Linked DNA regions of Homo sapiens: region 2 is linked to region 1. The links are chromatin loops, found by intact Hi-C in ENCODE. Cell type or tissue: dorsolateral prefrontal cortex. All regions are shown on one strand. Each heading gives the region's core, and the rest is flanking DNA. Links, peaks and the distances in the headings are about the cores only. Region 1 overlaps ATP6V0E2 (ATPase H+ transporting V0 subunit e2). Region 2 overlaps ZNF775 (zinc finger protein 775).

Region 1 (8,295 bases), core at 296-8,295:
GAAAAAAAAAGATTTAATTGGTCTTACAGTTCCACAAGGTTGAGGAGGTCTCAGAATCATGGCAGGAGGCAAAAGGCACTTCTTACATGGCAGCGGCAAGAGAAAAATGAAGAAGCAAAAGCAGAAATCCCTGATAAATCCAACAGATCTCTTGAGACGTATTCACTATCACAAGAATAGCATGGGAAAGACCAGCCCCCATGATTCAATTACCTCCCCTGGTCCCTCCCACAACACAGGGGAATTCTGGGAGATACAATTCAAGTTGAGATTTGGGTGGGGGCACAGCCAAATCATATCATGGGGTTTGGCCAGTCTAGCCCAGGATTGGCTCGACTTGGCTCGGGTCATTTTGTGATTAGTGTGCTCCTCACATTTCACCTTTTCTGGGCCCAGTAGGCCATCCAGGACATGTGCAAGCCAGCGACACTATGGGCAGCTCTGGGAGCCAGTTTATATACCAACTCCTGATGGTACGTCCAGCCTGCTGCCCAGGAAGGAAGCCAGTGCTGGCACCTGGAAGGCGCCTGGCGTGTATGGGAGCACCAAGAGCATGGGGAGATGCACTGCAGCAGGCAGCACAGACCTACAGTCTGTTATCACAGTCTCGCTCTCTGTAATAAGCAGGTTAATAAGGTAATAAGGAGGTTACATTGCTGTTTGAATTTGCTTTCCTTGACTAAGCATCTCTTCATGCTCAAAAGTCTTTTACATGTCTTCTTCTGTGAATTCTTTTGTGTCATTTGCTCATTTATCTACTTGTATGGTTTTTGCCTTGAAGAAAATGTAAATTTTAACTTAGTTAAATGTATAAAGTTTTATCTTCATAGCCTCTGGATTTCTTTTTTTCTTTCTTCCCCTGAGATAGACCTTCCCTATTACATGATAATTTTAAAAATTCTCCAATTTTTTTCTAGTACATTTATAGTTTCTTTCCATTTTGTATGTGTTTTGCTGCTGGGACTCTGGACACTGTTCATTGCCCTACTCATCTCTTCCTTATGTATTTGGTTTGCTATGTTTATCATATTCATTTTTTTTTTTTTTTTGAGTCAGTCTCGCTCTGTCGCCCAGGCCAGAATGCAGGAGCACAATCTCTGCTCACTGTAGCCTCAACCTCCTGGGCTCAAGTATTTCCCCTACCTCGCCTTCCTGAGTAGCTGGGACTACAGGCTCACACCTCTACACACACTCGACTACTTTTTGTATTTTTAGTGGAGACAGGGTTTCACTATGACGCCCAGCCTGGTCTCGAACTCCTGGGCTCAAGGGATCCGCCCGCCTTGGCTTCCCAAAATGCTAGGATTACAGGTGTGAGAAACTGTGTCTGGCTGTTTATCATATTCTTAATTCCTGATTGTAAATTTATTTCTGGACTTATTTTCTCCCCTTGAGTCGTCTGTGTGTTCATGTGCCAGCCCCACTGTTTGCATTTCTGTAGCCTTGCAAATGGTATCTTTATCTTAGACTTTTTAGTATCTGGAGTGCCAGTGTCCCTCTCAATACTCTGCTTTTCCAGGAATATCTTGGTTATTTCTTACATGTTTGTTTTTCCCAGAGGGCTTTAGAAACAGCATGCCAATTCTAGTATCTGCTTCCTCCCCCCGTCCTCCAAAAGCATTTGTGTTTTTACTGAGAAGATGCTACATTTATACATTAAAGACATTCGACAGGAAACACAAAAATGCAGATACATAAGCAGGCCCCAGGTATTTTTCATAGTACTTATTTGTCAGGTCCTGTCTCACATATAAAAGCACACAGGGCACTTGCCACCTTCTCTTCCGCAAAGTGCATCAGTGTGGTGACCATGACAGGAACAGAAAAGGGGAAGGAAGCTGAGATCCTGGCAGAATAAAATGTGGCATGGAATTAAATAGTTAATATGTAAATATAATGAAATTAATAGCATTTATCGACCAGTTGAGCACTTTAGTCCATTATCTCAGTTCATATGCACAACTTCTATGAGGCAGGTGCTACTAATATTATCCTGATTCATCAATAAAAATGAAGCTCAGAAAGATTAAGTCACTTTCACTCAACTAATCATCATCAGAGCTGGAATTTGATCCAGTTGTAGACTCTGCACTCTCAACCTCCAAGCTGAGCTGAGCTGCTAAGTAAAGTTAAACTGCTTCTGGGAGTCTGGGTAGAGAGAAAAAAGAGAAATATGTTTGCTGAATCAATTGCTGCCGGCCAAGGGCCAGGCCTTTGCACCTGGCATCACAGCTGACTGAAGCTGCAGAATCCGCAGGAATTCAGAGCCTGGGGCTCCTGCTGTGTGGGACACAGAATGGGAAGATGAAGTCACCACCCCAGTGTGTCCCAGGTCTTTGTCAGAGGACAAAATGCTGACATTTCAGGAGGGAGGAAGACCCTTGCTGCTATCATGGCCCTTAATCCTGAGGTTAGGGAGCCAAGGCGGAGGTCCTGTAGGGGTGAGAACATCCATCCCAACTGTGTCCGCCCACCCTGCTCAGGAAGCCGCCTGCGGGGAGAACACAAAGTTCCACTGGGCTCGGGGCAGTGCCGGAGCTCCCTGCCCCCGGCCTCCTGGGAAGCACCAGCTCGCAGAGGGACCAGCTCATGCTGGGATCAGTGCCTGCTCTGATACCTGGAAGTCCCTGGCGGCTTGGGGGCTTACTTCTTGCTGGGGTGTGGTCTCCTGGTCAGAAGCTCCAGTCCTGCTGGGGAAGCCAGCTGAAGGCACTCGGCTCCCCTCAGGGCCTCCCAGGCTCCTTTCCCGAGGGTCTGGGTTGATAACTAAGTTTGGAAATCCCTTGAGGGGTTGAGGTTCTAGGGCAGTGGTTTCAATGGTAGGGGTGTTTCCCTAGGGAACATTTCAAAATGGCTGGAGACATTTATAGTTGTCATGGCCAGGAGCAGGGAGAGGGGTTCTGCTAGCATCTGGTGGGTAAAGGGAGGCGGTACTGCTAAGCATCATAGGATGCAAAGAACAGTGCCCTCCCGTGCTCCCCCTCCCCCACAAAAAAACCCAAAGAATTATCTAGCCCAAATTGTCAACAGTGTCAGGGCTTGGACATCCTGTCTTCGAGGGCTTCAGTTAGCACCAAAACCCTTGGGAGCTGGTTTAAAATGTGGAGTCTAGAATCCCCTAAACCCATAGGGTGCAGTGTGAGACCCAGGAACCTGTACTTTCAAGCATTCCAGATTATTCTGTTACAGGTAGACCATACTCCACATTGACAAGTAGCACTGCAGGCTGCACCCGGCGCATGATTCCCAAACTCTGGCCCTGTGTGGGTCTGCCTGGGGCAGAGGCAGCTGGAGAGCTGGCTAAAGCCCCAGCCTCCTTCATCCCTGGAGGTTCTCTTGTAATAGACATGGCTTCCATCCCAGAATTCCATGGGTTGTTTTGTTTGGCTTAAGTGATTCCTTTTTTTTTTTTAAGTTGACAAAAATTGCATACATGTAGGTATATACCATGTTTGGAAATGTGTATACATTGTGAAATGGCTAAATTGAGCTAATAACAAATGCATTACCTCACTTTTCATTTTGTGAAATCTACTCTCATCAATTTCCAGCATACAACACACTGTTGAGCACTTTGTCACCATGGGCTGCACACTAGGTCTCTTGGACTTATTCCTCTTGTCTAACTGAAATTCTCTATCTTTTGACCAACATTTCCCCAATGAGAGATTCGTATTTAGATTTGCTAACCCAGTATGTGGCCTAAATCCACACAGGACTCTGGTCATCTGCCCTCATCTTCCAGTGCTACAAGTCAAGCAAAACTGTGGTGCCTGCCAGCTGATTTCATTCCCGGAAGCCCAAAGCTTTACCAGCAGGTCACTTCCAGCACACAGATAAGGAGATTAGCCACGCCTCTCACTTCACCTCCAGCTCCTCACTGTTCCAGAATTACCAACTATCCTATTTCTGTTCAAAGCAGCCAAAATTAACTGAGGGCTGCTCTTTGAGGGCTTCTGCAGGGAGCGTGGACCCTATGGCCAGCAGGAGCAGCACCTCCCTCCCTCCCTCCCTCCACTAAAAACCTGTGGCGTCCCTGTTACAGAATGGAATGTGCTAGATCTCTCAGGGATGCTGAGGTACGAAACAGTTCGGGAAGACAGAACCAGAAGACGGTTCGGGAAGCCTGGGATCAGAGTGGAGAACGACAGAGCTCTTCAGCATGGTCCTTTGGTTTCCGAAGCAGTGCCTGGCACCTCATGATGGCTCAATGCTCGTCATTCATTGCCACTATGAAATATTCCTGAAGGGCGTTTCCTCCAGGCTGTGGTACTGTCTGGAGAATTATCGTGGCTCCCTGCTCAAGCCTATGACTCTAGGGCCACCATCTCTGACCTCGGCACCATCCACCCCCAGCAATGCGCAGATTGGACGAGGGCTCGCTAGAGACTTCATCCTGCACGCAGGCGCTGCCCTCTGTTGGCCATACTCTTTGTGTGCAGCTTAACTTTTCTTGGTTACCTTTACTTTTTTTTCTCAGTGGCTTTGTCCTCTGTCTCAGCGTGGCCTCCAAGGCCACTTCCTGCTCTGCCACTTGGTATGGTTCAGGGCTGCCCTGCTCTCAGTCACGGCCCATTTTTAGAGCTTTTTTGCATCGTGTAGGTCCGTGAGCATCTGTGTCAGAGGCTGATATTTACTGATGTGCCTCCCACATTGGGGATGGTGTTGGGGGCACGGGTGGGGTTTGAAACTGATAACTCTAACAGAAGTTGGGTACATAGTGACTGTGTCCAAACCCCTGCACCAAGAGACTGGACCAACCCTAGCATGGCTTCTGGCAGCCCAAAGCGGCATCCCTGGGACCACCTGGCCACCCTTTGAGTTCCTGTCTGAAAAAGCTCAAGGCCGTCAAAATCATTTAGTGTTTGTTCCTACCAACACCTGACAACAGGCCTCTGACCACCCCCTCACTTTCTTAGAGCATTTACGTTAAAAACACTTAGAGTCGTACCTCCTTCCCTTGTCCCTTTGAGATGTACATGCATGTGTGTCCAGGAGTGTCTTTCTCAAGAGCCTGAGAGCCAGTCCTTTGAAATGGCATCATCAGGAAGGATGGGGCCTGTCTCCCAGGCTCTGGGGGAGGCCAGAACCTAACTTCCATCACTGCCAGCTGGCACACACAGCTGGCCCGGCCACAATAACACAGACAGCCCTTTGTAATTTTTCACTCCCATGATTCCTGAGCCCTGGAATGCCCTTTCCCGACTCCTACGTTCTCCCATTAAACTGTCCAGTCCCCCTGCACAGATCTGAATGGAGCTCAGCTTCTCCCCTGTCAGTGGTTAATGAATAAGGTCTGTTTTCGTAGCTTTAACTAAGGTCCAGCTTAGTTTATCTTTGACAGACCTACTTACCCTGCAGGTTCCCACCTCGGGCCTGGAGGGAAAGCCTCTGGGAGGAACACGGTCCTCACCAAAGGGTGGGAGACCAGATCGTGCCAGGGAGTGGAGTGGACATGAGCTCTGGGACCCTCTCCTCTCTCCCGGAATGGCTGCACAGGAAGGAAGGATGGAAGATGTGAGAAAGGCCACCCTGCCTGGGAAGGAGCTACCAGCCCTCAGCAGTCCAGAGGCTGCCCAGAGAGCAGCGAGCAGCTCTCCAGGACTCCACCTCCCAGGCCCAGAGGATGCCACCCAGGGGGCTCAGTGAGAATTCAGCCACAGCCACACACATCCCGGGAGAGTGTCTAAAGATGCCACCAATCCAATATCACAGAAGGCAAGAACCCAAAGAGCAGAAGCCGAGACAAGGAAGTAGCCATTTTGGATACATGCCCCCCACCCCAATCCTGGGCCAACGTGGATCTTCAGCATCCTGAACCTGAAGCCCCCATGGTGGGCCTGTGGCGGGCTGGGTGTGGCTTCAGAGGTGCAGCGGCAGGAACTGGCAGAGTGGTTCCCCCAGGCCCAGGGCTGACCCACAGCGACATGGGAAAATGGGCCCAGTAGGTCCCTCCTTGTTTAGCTCCCTTTGGTCTTTCCAGGTCCAGCTTCACTGGGTCCACGGGGTCCCCATCCTGAGGTCACTGTGTTTCTCACCCCCCACCTGCCCACTCGCTCCCAGCCCACTGCAGTCTGACTTTACTGCCCATCACCAAAGATGCCAGCTGACCTTGACTTCTTGGGGGTAGAGGACAATGGGGGTCTGTGTTACCTCAACCACTCTCTCCTGTTGAACCTCTCATCCTCCTGAGTGACACTCACCTGGTTGTCTTCCGGCTACCTGCAACCTCCCGGCATCCTCCACAGGCCACCTTCACCCACCCACCCCGTGAACTCACACTCCTTGGGGTTCTCTTCTGGGTTTTTCTCACTCTGAACCCCCTGAGCAACCTGCACCCCTCAGGGATCACCGGTTATTTATGCCGATGGCTCCAACTCTGCCTCCTGCAGCCTCATCTTCCTCCTGACCATCCGCCCCACCGCCCAGCCAGCCACTACCTACACTTCCACGGGGTGCCCTGGACACACACGACTCACCAGGAAACAAAGGAACACCTCAGCTCCCACAGCCACTCTCAGACCTGCCCCTGCTGCACTCCCCACCACGGGCAGCCTCGGTCTCTATGGGTCACAGCCAAGCAGCTCCCCCCTCGCTTCTCTGTCCTCACCACTTCCACCAGGGGCCCTAATAAAGATGTCAAACCAGCCTGCCGTCCACTGTGCAGCTTGTAGAGATAGATAATGCTAGAAATCCAGTTGGCCATGTCACGGCCCTGCTTTAAATCCCTTTCACGGCTCCCATGGCCCTTGGGATCCATCCAAGCTCCTCAGCTGGCTTTCCGCCCTCAGTGCTCTGGTGCCTCCATTGTGCGTCTTCCAGTCCCGCCCCACCCTCCTGTCCCTCCAGGGAAGTTCTTTCAGCTCTGCCCTGGGCTACAGGCTGGGCTGGAGGGCTGGGCTCCCTCTGCCCACTTCCCCACTGGACCTGCAGCGAGATGTGCTGGCAGATCCCAGCCCTAGGCTATTTCATGAAGGAGGCTTTGAAGCCTCTGGCGACCTGCTTCACTGCAGGAGTCCTGCACTGTGTCCTCTGGGGCCCAGACGAGTGGTGCTCAAAGCTGCACTTGAACAAGTCCTCGGTCTTCCTGCCAGGCCTGGTTCTCCGCCGAATCCGGGCAGTCAGCAGGGGGCCGGATTTTCCTCCAGATCTCAGGAAAGTAGTCCTGGATATCTGTGTTCATAACTGCAGCTCCCAGAATCCTTCCCTGCTCCCCTCCCCAGACCCACCCACTGGAGAAACAAGAATCAGGTGGGCGGGGCAGGGGACCTGCACACAGGCAGAGGCCAGGGCTTTGTCACCAAACAGTAATCTTTTCATCACCATTATTTATTATATATGAACCAGGTTTTCAGCACAAGTCACACTCAACACCCTTACCCAACAGGAGGGGCGACGGAGGCTCAGAGAGGGAGTGTAGGGGGAGGATGTCAATGGGAGGCCCCAGCCTGAGCCCTGAGCAGCTGGCCAGCCAGGAACTGGCATGTGAGTGAGAGGCATCCTATTCTCCTGCTGCTCCAAAGACAATGCCCGCTGAACAGGATGGCAGGCCACATCAGCAGTCCATACAGAAGTGAGGCTGTCGTTTCTTCCCCTGGAGCACCAGTGAGGACAGGCCCCAGCTGGGAGCCAGGCAAGGTGGGTGAGCTCTGTGCTAACCACACTGGGAGCTCGGGTAAGCGTGAGGGCAAGGCTGGAGAGGTCCGGGACCCCTGCGTGTTGCTTCCCACTCCTGCCAGGCTGGCACGCCCCCATTCTTCACCATCCCTAGCACAGAGCCCAGGGCCAGGGGGCAGAGGGCGGGGCTGGCTCAGGAGCAGGGCTGGCCCGTCCCATAGCGCCACTCACATTGCCCCTTCCCCTCTCTCATCCCAGCTCTGGTCACTTAGATGCTGCCATGAGAGGCTCTGAAATCCACCCCCACTGCAGCCAAAAGCCCAAGTCAGAGCCAAACCTGCACTGTGCTCGGACTGACAGGCTGGGGTCGGGGGAGGGAAGACATCCACTGAGGGAGGTCCAGGTGGCAGGAGGCGGAACAGGATACTCTGAGGAGACACAGCAAAGGGTGCCAACATCTAGGACTGAGGCCATCTGGACCCACATGACTATGTTGCTTTTTGTGTGTGAATGTTTCTCTGCTTCAACATTTTCAGAAATTTCACATCTAGACGTGTCAGAAAATTAACAATTCCATGCCAGAGAAAAGGCCTTGCCTATAACCCAATAGAGGCCCCCCCAGTTCCCAGCAGGATGGTGGCAGAGCTGCTGACTGGGCACTGACTCCCCCGCCTGGGC
Region 2 (8,325 bases), core at 133-8,132, 510 kb before region 1:
TTGGCTTATACGACATTAAAAGCAAAAATGCTACCACTGTACACATATGAATGGCTAGAATTGGCCGGGCAGAGTGGCTCATGCCAGTAATCCCAGCACTTTGGGAGGCCAAGGCAGGTGGAACACCTGAGGTTAGGAGTTCAAGACCAGCCTGGCCAACATGGTGAAACCCCATCTCTACTAAAAATACAAAAAATTAGCTGGGTGTGATGGCAGGCACCTGTTATCCCAGCTACTCAGAAGGTTGAGGCAGGAGAATCACTTGAACCCAGGAGGCAGAGGTTGCAGCAAGCCGAGATCACACCATTGCTCTCCAGCCTGGGCAACGAGAGCAAAACTCTGTCTCAAAAAAATAAAAATAAAATAAAATAAATGAGAGTGGCTAGAATCCAGATCACTGGCATGTGCACACAGTGAGGCTGAGCAGCAACAGGGGCTCTTTCCTTCCTGGTGGAAATGCAAAGTGCTGCCACCACTCTGGAAGGCAGTTCAGCAGTTTCTTACAAAGCTAAATACAGGCTTACCATCCAATCCAGCAGTCGCTCTCCTAGGTATTTACCCAAAAGAGCTGAAAACCTCTGTCCACACAGAAAACTACACATGAATTTTTATAGCTTTATTCCTAACTGCCAGAACTGGGCAGGAACCACAGTGTCCTTCAGTGGGTGAATGGATAACTCCGCATGATGGAATATTAGTCAACAATAAAAAGAAGTAAGCTATTAAGTCAAAAAAGCCATGGAGGTACCCTACATGCAAACTTCTAGGTGAAAGACGTCAACATAAAAGGCTACACACTGTATGACTTCAACTATATGACATTCTGGAAAGGGCAAAACTACAGAGAGAATTTAAAAACCAGTGGTAGCCAGGGGTTGGGGGGTAGGGAGAGATGAACAGACGGAGCACAGGGAACTTGGGGGGCAGTGAAATATTCTGTATGATACTATAATAGTGATACGGGACATTATGCCTTTGTCAAAACCCAGGTAAGGTACAAGACCAAAAGAGAACCCTAATGTCAACTACAGACTTTAGGTAATAAAAATGTATCTATATTGGTTCATCAGTTATAACAAATGTACCATATGAATGCAAAATGTTAATAATAGGAGAAACTGGAGCTAAGGTATAGGGGAACTCTACTTTCTTCACAATTTTTCTGTAAAGCTAAAATTGCTCTAAAAGATAAAGTCTAGGTCAAGCACAGTGGCTCTTGCCTGTAATCCCAGCACTTTGGGAGGCTAAGGCAGGAGGATTGCTTAAGTGCAGGAGTTGAAGACCAGCCTAGGCAACATAGCAACACCTGTCTGTATAAAAAATTTATTAAATTAGCTGGGTGTGGTGGTGCACACCTGTAGTCCCAGCTACTCTGGAGGCTGAGGTGGGAGGACTGCTTGAGCCCAGGAGGCTGAGGCTGCAGTGAGCCCTGATCATGCCACTGCAGAGAGAGAGAGAGAGAGAGAGAGAGAGAGAGAGAGAGAGATCCATTTGGGAAAAAAAGAAAATAAAACCGAACTCTTGACTGACACAGTTGTTATTGTTATTGGCATGGCTCTTCCATGGTGGGCCTGGTGACTTAAGGCTGCAAGTCAGATTCCCTTCCACAAAACAATAAAAGTAAAAGTAAAAATGCTAAATATAATCATTACAATAATGTACAGTACACATAATAGACAAATAGGCCAATGGAACAGTATTGTTTGATACATGATACAAGAGATATTCCAAGTCCATGGAAAAAGGCTATTCATCGACTTAGAACCAACTCTCTCTTTGGGGAAAATATTTAAGTTAGATTCATAGTGAAGATTGTTTATAAAAATCAGTTCCAGATGGACTTAAGTGCCAGCTTAAAAAAAGGAAATGGAAGTATTAGAAGAATTAGGAGAATTTGCTTAGAATCCAGAGGTAATTAAAAGCCTTCTTAAACAGGATACAAAAGATAAAAACTAAATTTAAAACATCTGTATGACAAAAGATACTATAAACATAAGTCCAATAGAAATGGGAATTTCCGCCAGGTGCAGTGGTTCACGTCAGTAATCCCAACAATTTGGGAGGCCGAGGCGGGAGGATCACCTGAGGTCAGGAGTTCAAGACCAGCCTGGCCAACATGGTGAAACCCCGTCTCTACTAAAAATACAAAACAATTAGCCGGGTGTGGTAGCATGTGCCTGCAATCCCAGCTACTCAGGAGGCTGAGGCAGGAAAATCACCCGAACCAGGGAGGCAGAGGTTGCAGTGAGCTGATATCACACCACTGCACTCCAGCCTGGGCAAAAAAAGCAAAAACTCTATCTCAAAAAAAAAAAAAAAAAAAAAGAAAGAAAGGAAAAAGAAATGGGAATTTAGAGCAGCATTTTCCCACAGAACCTTCTGCAATAGCAAAAACAGTTTACATCTGAGCTCTTGAAACACATGTGGTTACTGAGCACTTGAAATGTGACTAGTGCAACTAAGAAATGACATTTTTAATTGTATTTAAATTAATTAACTAATTTTTATTTATTTATTTATTTTTGAGACAGAGTCTCCCTCAGTCACCCAGGCTGGAATGCAATGGCGCGATCTTGGCTTACTGCAGCCTCTACCTCTGGAGTTCAAGTGATTCTCCTGCCTCAGCCTCCCAAGTAGCTGTGATTGCATGCGCCCACCACCACACCCAGCTAAGTTTTGTATTTTTAGTAGAGATGGGGTTTCACCATGTTGGCCAGGCGGGTCTCAAACTCCTGACCTCAGGTGATCCACCGAACTGGGCCTCCCAAAGTGCTGGGATTACAGGCGTGAGCCACCGCGCCTGGCCGTACTTAAGTTAATTTAAACCTAAACTTAAACTAGAAGAGTCCTATGTGGCTAGGCCACGTGCTGGACAGTGCAAGTCCAGGAAAAAATATGTGCAGATATAGAATAGACAAACGCTTAGTATCCAGACTATAAAACAGACTCCTATACGTGATAAAAAGAGGTTCAACCCCACTAGTCATCAACAAAATGCAAACTAAAAGTGTAGCATCTTTCAACCCCTCATACCAACAAAAATTTAAAAAATCAATAATACCTCTACTTTACAATATGCGTGGACACTACACAGGAGAACAAGTATACACATGGGTATTCTGAGAGCATAAACTGAGGCAGAATTTGTGGAGGACGATCTGACAGTGTTTATTAAAATTAGAAGTGTGGAGAGCCTTCTGGCCCTTTCCAGCCAGCAATTCCATCCCACGTGTTCACCAAAGAAATACTGACATACGAGTGTAAAGAGGAATGTCCAGGAATATTCACTGAAGTGTTCTTTGTAATCAGCAAACAATGGAAAATAACTTAATTATCCTAAAAAATAGTTCCCTTCATAATATGGAATACTATGCATCAAGTAAAAAGAATGGAAAAGAACTATGTATGCCAATATGAAAAGATTCTCAAAACATTTTAAGAGAAAACAAAAAACAAGTTGAAAAACCATATGAATCATCTGATTGAATTCATAAAAAATTAAACCATATGTCTCTATGTATACACACAGGCATGATCCAGGATGAGTCACACCAATCTGAGACCGGTGGCTGTGCTGTGTCCATCAGGTGGCTGATGGCTGGTTCCCCCTCAGCCCTCTCCAGCCAGAAAGATGACTGTGGGCCAGAGAGCCCCAGGATGCCAGGACAGTGCTGTCACATCCACCTGCCGAAGGGCCCCTGGCGGACGCAAATGACTGGGTTGGGCGAGGTGCTAAGTCCAGCACGCATCCCTGGAGGCCCTGGAGCTGAGGTGGAGTGTGCTGGGGCTCCAGCAGCCCCAGGCACACTCCCGAGGGTTCAGGTATCCATATGAAGAGCGCAGGCCACTGGCCTGCCCGTGGAGAGTCCCGAAATAATGGCACCGCTCCTCAGTCATCATGAAAAGGATCATGTTTTAGGTTTTAATGGTTCAGATAAAATTAGAAGGTGCAAAGCACAGATTATTGCTCCATGAGTACAGTTTCCCAGGTGATGAAAATGTTGTGGAAATAGATGGCAGTGATGGCTACACAACACTGAATGTACTGATGCCACTGAACCGTACACTTAAAAATGGTTACAATGGTAAGTGTTGCGTATATTTTGCCATAACACACACACACACACACACACACACACACACACACACACACACACACACACACACACACAAATAAAAATTAAAAGTTGCTTAAAAGAGGTAAGCTGTCAATTGTCTGAAAAACGGGGTCCTCCAGATGAGTGGTTCCCTCAGTCTGGCCAGAGGCCAGTCCCCACGTGCCTCCGTGTCTCCAGGAGTCTAGGCTAGTGTTTTTCAAACTCTTCTCTAAAACCACAGGGTTCCCCAGAAGCTGCCGTAGAGAGGAGAGAGGACCCCAGCAGACCACAGCTCACATCAACCAGAGCAACCTCACAGTGACTCAGGATCCCAGGTATGAGTCTATCTGGGGAAAGGGCCTTCTATAACACGCTGGGCACATGTGCTCTGAGTTCCACTGGAATTTCCAAAACACACATGCAGCTAGGGTGCTCCTGCCACCACCTGGCTCCTTGGACAGGCACGCAGCTGCATGGCTAGGCTCCCTGAGGGTCTGTGTCCACACACCACGCTGCCATGTTTTGCACTTGCGGCCACGTTTCTCTTTTACCCCGCTGCCTGATTTTTGTCTCAGTCTTGGGTCTCCTGACATGATATTCCTGGGAGGGGAGGCGGCTCTTCCCACAGAGGCAATGAGGAAGGGGCCCTGGGGTCTATGGGGCAATTCCCCTGGGAGGGGAGAGGGAGGTAAAGAAACCCGAGTCACACTGTGCCAAAGGGCAGGGTTCCCAAGGGTAGCCGGTGTGCTCTGGACTCAACCCTGCCAAGGGGCCTAGAGCCCTTCTGGCAGCTGGGCCACACGCCACATGCGACAGGGCACTCCAGGAAGGGCTGCAAGTGCTACACACAGACGCCAGGGGCTGCTCCACTCCAGGCGCAGGGACGCTGGGCAGGGGCTCCAGCCAAAAGCACATGACTGTGCGGGCAAACTTTCCACTGGCAGCATGTATTTCATCACAACCAGCTCTAAGCGGCTTAGCCAATAACGACCCTGAACTTTGAGTGACCCCCAGGAAGCGTTAATGGACTGAACTGAAGACAATGTCCTGACTGATGAGCCACAGGTTTGTTCCAATCGTCCTACCTAGAGTGCCAGTTTTCCGTGTCTAATTAGTATAACCCCACAAACTCCCTGTTCTAGCACGTAAATAACACCTCAATTTCTACAAGGCATGGGTGCACATGTGTCCCCTTGCTGGGCAAGTTAATGGACCAGGCTTTGCCATTTTTTGAGCTCCCACAGCCTCTGTCATTGTTCCATTCTTTGACATGGCTGTCTAAGTCCTGGTCCCCACCCTGAAATTCTGCATCAGTGGGATGTACTAGCTACTGGCTGAGGGCACTGGCTCGCGCCTGGCTTTAGAAAAGATAAGGGCACGTGACCTCAGCAGAGGAGACCCCGCTCCCCTGCCTCCTCTTTCTTCTCTCTTACCTGTGCCGTTGCCAGCCAGGCCACTCTCCATCCCTGGAGGCCTCCCAGCATCAGCGCCGGCTGTGTCCCTTTCCTGCCATCTGTCAGAAAGAGAAGCAGAAGAAAGAGAATGGGCCTGTGGGACAAGGACAAAACTCAGGGTCCCCAGCCCCCCTCCCATCCCATAAAGCACTCTCTTTTCCAAAGAGCTTTTCTATCCATAGCCACATTCGACATGGGCAGGGGTTCTTTCATTGTAAGCATACCTGCTGAGAAGGTAAAACAGCCATAATTCCCATTTTACAAAAGAGGAAACTGAGACCACGAAGGACCCCTGATGTGCCCAGAGTCATGGAGGTGATGAATGGCAGAGCTGGACAAAAACCCAGGTCTTCTAACTCCCACACGAGAGCCCACACCCTCAACATTCGCAGGGCGGCATGTGATGGACACCACGCCTGAGAAGCAGGAGCCTGGAGTAAGGTTAGAGACATGTCTGCGACTGGCCATGAGGAATGCACCCGGAAGGCAGAATGGCCCTACACGTTTCCTCCGTCACCCGCCCCCTCTTTCAAAGTCCCCATCCATGTTCTAGCACAAATCCCTCTGGGGAGCTTCGGGGCCAGCCATCTCCATACAAGAACACACACGGTCAATTGGGCATTGCTGAGCCCATGCCCAGTTCACTGATGTAGGATTCATCTTTTTTTTTTGAGATGGAGTCTCGCTCTGTTGCCCAGGCTGGAGTGCAGTGGCGGGATCTCAGTTCACTGCAAGCTCCGCCTCCCAGGTTCACGCCATTCTGCCTCAGCCTCCTGAGTAACTGGGACTACAGGCGCCCGCCACCACGCCTGGCTATTTTTTTGTATTTTTAGTAGAGACGGGGTTTCACCGTGTTAGCCAGGATGGTCTCCATCTCCTGACCTCATGATCCGCCCGCCTCAGTCTCCTGAAGTGCTGGGATTACAGGCGTGAGCCACTGCGCCCGGCCTTCTTTTTTTGTTTTTATGCCCAAGTCTTCTGAGCGCTTCCTGAGTGGCTCACTCTGTGCCTGGAACATGACAGGACAGGTCACACTGCTGTGTGGATGCCCCACGCCTTTGCCCTGGCTGTCCCCTCACCGCAGATCCCCGCCTGGCTTGCCCCCCACACTTCTATCAGCTCCCAGCTTAAATGTCCCCTTCTCAGAGCAGGCATCCCTTGTGCTTCTTTTTTTTTTTTTTTTTTGAGACAGAGTCTTCCTCTGTTGCCCAGGCTGAGAGTGTAGTGGCCCAATCTCAGTTCGCTACAATCACCACTTCCTGGGTTCAAGTGATTCTCCTGCCTCAGCTTCCTAAGTAGCTGGGATTACAGGTGTGCGCCACCACACCCAGCTAATTTTTGTATTTTTAGTAGAGACAGGGTTTCACCATATTGGCCAGGCTGGTCTTGAACTCCTGACCTTGTGATCTACCCACCTCGGTCTCCCAAAGTGCTGGGATTACAGGCGTGAGCCACCGTGCTGGCCCCTGGCGCTCCTATTTACAGTCACCAGCCTAACTCCACCTCCCGTTTCCTCTCTAACATTTTTGCCACCTGACATGATCTTAACTTTTCTGTTCCCCACCACAGCAAGGTCAGGAGCTCTTCATGCTTGCTGCTGGATCCGCAGGGCTCAGAGCAGAGCCGGGCACACAGAGGGCCCGTAACAAATGCAGGTGGCAGGAATGTGCTGCCCTGCCTGGCCAGGAGCTGTGCAGCCTGAAGACTCATCTCCTCCTCGCTGGGGGTGCACCTCTCCTAAGGACAGGGATGTGGTCCCGTGCACCTGTACCCCCTAGCAGAGCAAAGATGTGGCTGCCCCACAGAGATGCACAGCTCGTCCTTCCTGCTGCCTCAGGGAGGGGCTCTTCCAGATTTCAGTCAGCCCCTCCTCCCAGGCACCCTGGCTCGGCCACCCCCACAGAAACACCCACCCCAGGGCCCGAGAGCCTCGCAGAGACCCAGACTCCCTCTCCTAGGTCCCCTTCAGAGCCCAGACACTGGGGGCACACACACAGACTGGGAATCTGGACCCTGACAAGAGACGTCGGGGGAGGGGTGAATATGAATCTAGAAAATGCAGAAAGTCATTTTCCCTGGTGCAAAGAGAAGAAGAGACACCCACTTTTTTCAAGAGCATTTTGTTTAGAAACTTCTAATTAATAAGCTCTATCTCTGTCTTTTTGAGATGCATGTGAATCTTTATTTTTTATTTTTGCAGTAAATGCTCCTCAAGTAGAAATAAATCTTTTTAAAAGTTAAATAAGGCTGGGCACGGTGGTTCATGCCTGTATTCCCAGCACTTTGGAAGGCTGAGGTGGGTAGATCACCTGAGGTCAGGAGTTTGAGACAAGCCTGGCCGACGTGGGGAAACCCCGTCTCTACTAAAAATACAAAACTTAGCTGGGTGTAGTGGCACATGTCTGTAATCCCAGCTACTCGGGAAGCTGAGACAGGAAAATTGTTTGAACTCAGGAGGCAGAGGTTGCAGTGAGCCGAGATTGTGACAGAGTGAGACTCTGTCTCAAAAAAAAGCTAAATAAGCCTTCTGCCAACATTACAACCCAGGACTGTCTTTCCCAAGGTCCTGGGGGCCATTTCTTTGAAATTTAAGTATCAAGGAAGACATCACCCCTGCCTCCCAGTCTCCATGGGAGGGTAGGAGCCTAATTTCAGCAGGTGCCTGGCTCCAAATCACAAAACTATCTCCTGTCATAAAAATATAAGAACTTTATTTTTCCTGTGGGTAAAGGCAATTAGCTAACACAGATGGTCACTCCAATTATGAGGTGAAT

Evidence for each region. A loop is a pair of places that touch in the nucleus more often than their neighbours do. Peaks named below come from ENCODE experiments on the same cell type or tissue, not always from the same donor. Only the 100,000 strongest peaks of a DNase experiment are listed, where the experiment ranks them.
Region 2: a loop joins it to region 1, with 3 times the contacts of the local background. A loop is called at or near these places in 5 of 110 quality-filtered maps.

Annotation. Positions count from the first base shown.
Region 1 is chr7:149,879,712-149,888,006 of GRCh38, reverse strand. It overlaps ATP6V0E2 (ATPase H+ transporting V0 subunit e2), which reads right to left. Exons shown (of 4, transcript NM_145230.4): 4 at 7,312-8,295. It also overlaps a transcript of ACTR3C not described here. Among named protein-coding and RNA genes, the nearest start is that of ATP6V0E2, 9.9 kb to the right of the region's middle. In dorsolateral prefrontal cortex, for the core only: CTCF peaks have their summits at 4,219 and 4,418 (motif pointing left); DNase peaks (open chromatin) are centred at 4,386, 5,124 and 6,786; H3K4me3 peaks cover 1,145 bases; H3K27ac peaks cover 6,350 bases.
Region 2 is chr7:150,385,707-150,394,031 of GRCh38, reverse strand. It overlaps ZNF775 (zinc finger protein 775), which reads right to left. Exons shown (of 3, transcript NM_173680.4): 2 at 5,531-5,610. The coding sequence starts at 5,561. Among named protein-coding and RNA genes, the nearest start is that of ZNF775-AS1, 5.9 kb to the right of the region's middle. RefSeq lists enhancers at 4,874-5,472, 6,707-7,277, 7,278-7,850. In dorsolateral prefrontal cortex, for the core only: a CTCF peak has its summit at 4,948; a DNase peak (open chromatin) is centred at 4,971; H3K4me3 peaks cover 1,055 bases; H3K27ac peaks cover 3,904 bases.